Linked DNA regions of Homo sapiens: region 2 is linked to region 1. Evidence: chromatin contacts called from ENCODE Hi-C or POLR2A ChIA-PET data. All regions are on one chromosome and are shown on one strand. The core of a region is the stretch at or near the end of the contact, and the rest is flanking DNA. Distances in the headings are between cores, read along the strand shown. Region 1 overlaps LOC105377891 (a long non-coding RNA gene). Region 2 overlaps BACH2 (BACH transcriptional regulator 2).

Region 1 (3,091 bases), core at 340-2,839:
GTGATATTCTGAATAAGGAAGAGCGGCCAGATGCTGGACAGTGAAGGCAAACTTCCATCATGCTTCTTCCTCATCTTTCAAAGAGTCCAAGACAGGGACTCATATGCCTGCACTGTTATTCTGAGTTAGCCTCTTGCTCTCATTGCTGGTTAAGCTGGAGTCCTTAGTTCTGGCTTTGATAGTGAGCTCATCCTTCATATTCAACACATTACCAAGTTCAACCATCAACATTTACTTCCACCACAGTTCACTTCTGCCCTTCTCTATTTCCATACCCCTAGTCCAGAAGTTCTCAAGCTTTAGGGTACATGATAATCAACTGGAGGAGTTGTTAATATACCTATCTCTGGCTCTCATCCTCAGAGTTTCTTTCTTAAAACTTATTTTTAGAGACAAGGTCTGGCTCTGTCTCTAAAAATAAGGCTAGAGTGCATTTGCAAGATCACGGATCACTGCCACCTTGACCTCCCAGAGTAAAGCAATCCTCCTGTCTCAGCCTCCTGAGTAGCTGGGACTACAGGTGTGAACCATCACACTTATTTTTGTCTAGATGGGGTCTCAGTATGTTGCCCAGGCTGGTCTTGAACTCTTGGGCTCAAGTGATCCTCCTGCCTTGGCTTCCTAAAGTTTTGGGATTACAGGTGCCAGCCATTGTGCCTGGTCTCTCTCAGAGTTTCTGATTCAGTGGGTCTGGGGTAGGGCCTGAGAATTTGCGTTTATAATAAGTTGCTGGATGCTGCTGCTGCTGGTCCAGGGGCCCCACTTTGAGAACCACTTTCTTGGTCTGAGCCATCATCATCACTTATTTGGACTATCACTTTGGCTTCCTAACTAATCTACTTCCACTTTTACCTGCATTCTCCTTACAGCAGCCAGAATGATCTTTCAGAAGTGTAAATCATATCATGTCTTTCCCTGATTAAAACTTTTCAGCGGCTTCTGATCCCCTCCTTAACATGGTCTGTGAGGCCCTGCAAGACTTAGCTTCTGCCAGCTCCACAAACCCACCTCACCAGCTTCAGCTACTCTGCCTTCTGTTCTCCCACCTCTGGAATGCTTGACCTTCTAGGGGAGACTGGCTGGCCCTTTCTCATCCTTGAAGATTAAGCTCAGATATTACCCTCTTCTAAGGCAATCCTTGAACACCCAGTCTGAAGTGGCCTCACCCTTGTTTTTTCCCTTCATTGTAGTTATCACAATATTAATTATCTTATGTATTTGTTATTCTATTTATTGCTGTCTCTTCCACTAAGATTGTAAGTTCCTTGAGGGCAGGGTCCTTGTCTTCTCAGTCTTCCTAGCACCTTCTATAGTGTCTGGCACAGCAGTAAGAACTCAATAAATATTTGGGGAATAAATGTATCTGTATTTGCTTGAAATGGACAAGTGATATGGTTTGGCTCTGTGTCTCCAACCAAATGTCATGTTGAATTGTGATTCCCAGTGTTGGAAGAGGGACCTGCTGGGAGGTGATTGGATCATGGGGGCAGATTTCCCCCTTGTTGTTCTTGTGATAGTGAGTGAGTTCTCATGAGATCTGTTGGTTTAAACACGTGTGGCACTTCCCTCTTTGTGCTCTCTCTCTCACTCTCTCTCTCTTCCTCCCTCCCTCCCTCTCCTCTGCCACCAGATGACGACATACTTGCTTCCTCTTCACCCTTCTGCCGTAATTGTAAGTTTTTTGAGGCCTCCCAACCATGCTTTATGCTTTCTGTACAGCCTGAGGAACTGTGAGTCAATTAAACCTCTTTCCTTCATAAATTACCCAGCTCAGGTAGTTCTTTATAGCAGTGTGAGAACAGACTAATACAACAAGGTTCACGTATTTTTCCTGTAAGGCCCCCAAAGTTCTGCATACATCAGTGGATGCAAATAGATGCTTTGAGGAGGAATATCACCATCTCCAGCTGTCAGGCTGATCGAGTCTGATTGGCACCCACTAGGATTTCCCTTACACATGTAACATGTGGGCTGCTGGAGGCAAAGGTAATGTTTAGTAGACCTCATTCCTCATATCAGATCCAACCTTCCTTGTCATCTCTTCTGACTGTCTTTCTGTTTCTGCTGGTTTGCTCAGAGCCTGTCACTGCAGCACCTAATCAGGCCGATCTCTTTAGCACTGACCTAGTCTGGTGTTGGACTTCTCTCCTTGTTATCAAAACATACCTCCCTCTTTCCTCAGTTCATGAAGTTGGAAGACACTTCTCTGCTACTGTGTGGTGATGGGGGCGTTAGTGGGGTAAACAGTTTAACTGTTTTAACTTCATTCGTGGTTAAGAGGTACCAGGGGCCCTCTGATAATAAAACACAGCTAAGATGTATCTAAGGCTTATAGAAAGCAACAATAAACCATTTTTGACTGTGCAGGAATTTAAGTTTTTATATAAGAATATACTTCATTTTGGATTTTGTACAAAGATTTAACATGTTGAAATTTTAAAATATTATTTGAATAGTAAGGTTGTGAAATCATACAAAGTGAAATTTAAAAGATCCTGAAAAACAAGTTGGAAAATAGCTTTATATTGATCAGCCGAGAGTTTGACATTTGCCTCTTTGACATGGCATATACTGATGCAATAGGAAACATTGCATTACCACACAAAAAAAGTTTATTTACAGACCTCAGAGTTGCATTCAGTAACATTCTTGGCCAAGATCAAAACGTGGAACGTTTTTTCCATTCAGAAAAGCAGAATCACTTAGCCTGAGTCATGACTGCCCACTTTTTCCCATATGGTTGAAATACTGTCTGTTGGCTGAGGTTGACAATTTAAAGACTTTGTGGCTGATTAGTTCTAACTATGGTAGCAATTGAGAAAGGTAACGTTAGGTACTATTAAGAAGGAGATATCTGGCTTGTTGAAAAATACAAATCAAACACTGTAGCAAATATTTGGTAAGGGAGAAAAAAGCTGAAATAATGAAAACTGGCTGGCATCCCCAGTACCTCTCTCCCCATCCAATAATCACAAATCCCCCTGATTCTTTCTTTGTCTGGCTCTTAGAGTTAACACATTCTATCTGTTTTAAAAGTTCACACCCTAGTCTGGTGCCTGGCATTGATTCAAGCTTCTCTGCCTCATGGCTA
Region 2 (3,091 bases), core at 201-2,700, 76 kb before region 1:
ACCCCAGCACTTTGGGAGGCTAAGGCGGAGGATCGCTTGAGGCCAGGTGTTCAAAACCAGCCTGGATAACATAACGAGTTCCTGTTTCTATGGGGAAAAAAAATTAGCCAGGCATGGTGGCACACACCTGTAGTCCTGGCTACTCAGGAGGCTAAGGCAAAAGGATCACTCGAGCCCAGGAGTTCGAGGCCACCATGAGCTACGATCATACCACTGCACTCCAGCCTGGGCAACAGAGCAAGACTCTGTTTCTAAAAAAAGTGGGGGCAGGAGGGACTTGATAATATCTCCTGCAAAGGCTTGCTGTGAAGATAAGAATAGTTAAAAGGTGTGAAGAACTTAGAAGAGTGCCTAGCACAGTAAGCACTCCATTAAGTGTTAAATGGTAATGGCTCCCAGCTGGACTGGCCCACACAGCATCTCCTAAACCTGTGTGCTCACCCTTCCTTTGTTATTACACCTTCCATCATTTGGCTTATACAGTGTGGAAACTCTTCTTCTCTTGGCTCCTCTATACAAATTCTGCCCACTGTCAAGGCTCGGGTCTGATTTCCCACTCAGCCAGTGGGAAATCTGAGTACTTCAGCTGCAAACTAGCTTTTCTGCCTCTGAACTTCTAGAATATTTACTAGATGTCCCTAAATCAAGTTGTTTTTTAAATTACTGAGTGTGGAGGGAAGCTCACAGGCTGGAAATTACTGGTGATGGAGCTGGAGGTCTTGCTCTTTCCTCTGGGTGCCCCTAAGTGGGTAATGTCTCAGAACCCCAGCTTCTTTCTCTGAAAAAGTTATTATCTTATTTATAAGGTTTCCTCAAAGACTGAATAAGAACATGTAAAGCTCCTATCATATAATCAGGCGTAAACATTAGTTCCCTTCCAGTGGGACTATAAACCTCCAAGGGTAGCTCACGTTTCTCCGTGCTCCAAGGACAGTAATATGCAGAGATTAAACAGACAGATAGGGGAATACAGACTGAATAAACGAAAACCTTTCCAAGTCTGATTTTATGACAATATTCTGAAAAGGGCTTTTCCATGCCTATTCTAAACAACTGACAGTGCTTCCATCATAAAATGCATTTTGACACACTTAATCTTCCAAGAACATACGTTGATTCTATGCCCTGATGAGAGAATATATTAGCTACTTAACCTTTATCTAACTCTTACATAATATTAAGATTTTTTTAAGATTCATTTTTACAAAACCCAGAAAGTCCACACACAACAAAAACAAAACAAAACAAAAAAAGGAACACAAAGTAATTGAAAAGACTTTTCATACCTAAAAAGGGAATTTTTAATCACAACCTTAGTCATAAACCTCAACAGGCAAGTCAGAAGCAGTGAAAGATAAAAGTGCCAACAAGAAAATCCGGTTGAAGTGCCACTCGGGTTCATGCAGTGGGTTACAGGGCGCACAAGACAAGCTGGCGGAAGTGGGTGCTGTACCTTTATCACAGCCGCCCCCACCTGACCACCTGTAGCAGCCTCAGAGGAAGCAGACAACCCCCACACACTTTCCAGCTGCATCTTTGCAGCCACAAAGTACGCACATACAATCAGCTAACGTATAAAAGTATATCAGAAGCATCAATGTGAAAAGGGAAAAAATCTTTAACTCGTGATGAGTAACCTGTGTTATTTAGATTCTGTCATTGAGACCTGATGCTAAGGGGAGACCCCTCTAAAGACACCCACACAACCCTGATAACTGGCAGCATAAGTGCATAATCTTTGCATCAAATACCTGGGGCACTGAAGAGGCTGAAGCAGCAAATCCTCTGGTAGAGGGTGAGGACCAAATGGGGGTACCTCAGAGGCTACAGTTCCTCCCCCTAGTGTTCAATGACAAATGGAAACATGTCACTGGGTCCAAACGCAGGGAGGACTAGTCTTTGCTTTGGCACCAGGCTAGACAAAGAAAAGACCCCTTGCCCCGTGACCCCACATTGTCCTACAAAGGAAAAGGCTGGATTTTGTTGATGAATGCAATTCACATGTTTGGAGCAGTGTCATTTGAAAGGACTGCTTCAGAAATTCATGCAAGTCACATAAGTGGAGAGAAAACAGGAAAAAATTAAGAATGGCTGTTTACAAGTCACTTCTAAAACTTTGCTTTGTTCTACTTGAACAATTTTTATCATCATTTAAAGCAGTTAAATTAAAATGCACCTGCACTGTAAATCGTGAGAGAACATACCTGCTCTTCAAATATGACTTGAAAATTATTTGGTTTCTCCCCTACCTCCCCCTACCTGGGATGCTCTCATTTTACATTTAATTTGGAAAATTAGAAGAAAAATGGAATAAGCTCAAATCCTAACCAAAATTTGTTTTTACTTTTAAAATACAACCATTTTAGAATTTTTAAATAAATGTAAAATATTTTATTATTTACTTAACTTTTACCTTCAGGGTTACATGTGCAGATTTGTGATATGGGTAACTTGCGTCATGGGGGTTTGTCGTACAGATTATTTTGTCATCCAGGTACTAAGCCTAGTACCTGATAGGTTTTTTTTTTTCTGCTCTTCCCCCTCCTCCCACTCTCCACTCTCCAGTAGGCCCCAGTGCCTGTTGTTCTGGATGGGCGTAGCGGCTCACGCCTGTAATCCCAGCACTTTGGGAGGCCAAGGCGGCCTGAACATCTGAGGTCAGAAGTTCGAGACCAGCCTGGCCAATATGGTGAAACCCAGTCTCTACAAAAAAATTAGCCAGGCATGGTGGTGTGCACCTTTAGTCCCAGCTACTTGGGAGGCTGAGGCAGGAGAACAGTTTGAACCCAGGAGGCAGAGGCTGCAGTGAGCCGAGATCACACCACTGCACTCCAGCCTGGGTGACAGGGCTAGATTTCGTCTTAAAAAAAAAAAAAGAAAGAAATCATCAATGGGCATTAAAGAAAAGTGTAACTTTTAAACCTACTTTCATAGTTCAAATACACCCAGTATTTGGAGGTCAGAGTAGTCACACTTCACTAACTTTATAAAGGAGAGGCTTTCAATAAATGCAAGGAATGTCTACCACAGCAATACATGTGTAAAACGTTTCATCTATGACAGCCATGTTCTAAATTAATGTTATATTTCC

The links. Hi-C counts contacts between places; a loop is a spot of excess contacts on that map. ChIA-PET counts read pairs that join two places held with the same protein, here RNA polymerase II (POLR2A). Pooled maps may share reads with other maps.
Region 2: a pooled map shows a loop between it and region 1 (4-fold over the local background). The contact joins two enhancer-like sites. A Hi-C loop is called at or near these places in 6 of 168 maps with a recorded cell type or tissue (CD14-positive monocyte, GM12878, HCT116 and 3 more), 35 of 37 single-sample maps with no recorded cell type and 15 of 50 pooled maps. POLR2A ChIA-PET finds 5 or more read pairs at or near these places in 10 of 52 experiments (CD4-positive, alpha-beta T cell, Caco-2, HEK293 and 6 more).

Annotation. Positions count from the first base shown.
Region 1 is chr6:90,349,267-90,352,357 of GRCh38, forward strand. All of the region lies in intron 5 of LOC105377891 (a long non-coding RNA gene), which reads left to right. Among named protein-coding and RNA genes, the nearest start is that of MIR4464, 38 kb to the left of the region's middle. Within about 2 kb of position 1,590, at least 4 of the 41 ENCODE cell types and tissues checked have a DNase peak (open chromatin) inside an H3K27ac peak, as active enhancers do; they include OCI-LY7, where a contact is called at or near this core.
Region 2 is chr6:90,273,106-90,276,196 of GRCh38, forward strand. The region is part of intron 1 of BACH2 (BACH transcriptional regulator 2); the gene reads right to left. Among named protein-coding and RNA genes, the nearest start is that of BACH2, 22 kb to the right of the region's middle. Within about 2 kb of position 1,451, at least 4 of the 41 ENCODE cell types and tissues checked have a DNase peak (open chromatin) inside an H3K27ac peak, as active enhancers do; they include OCI-LY7, where a contact is called at or near this core.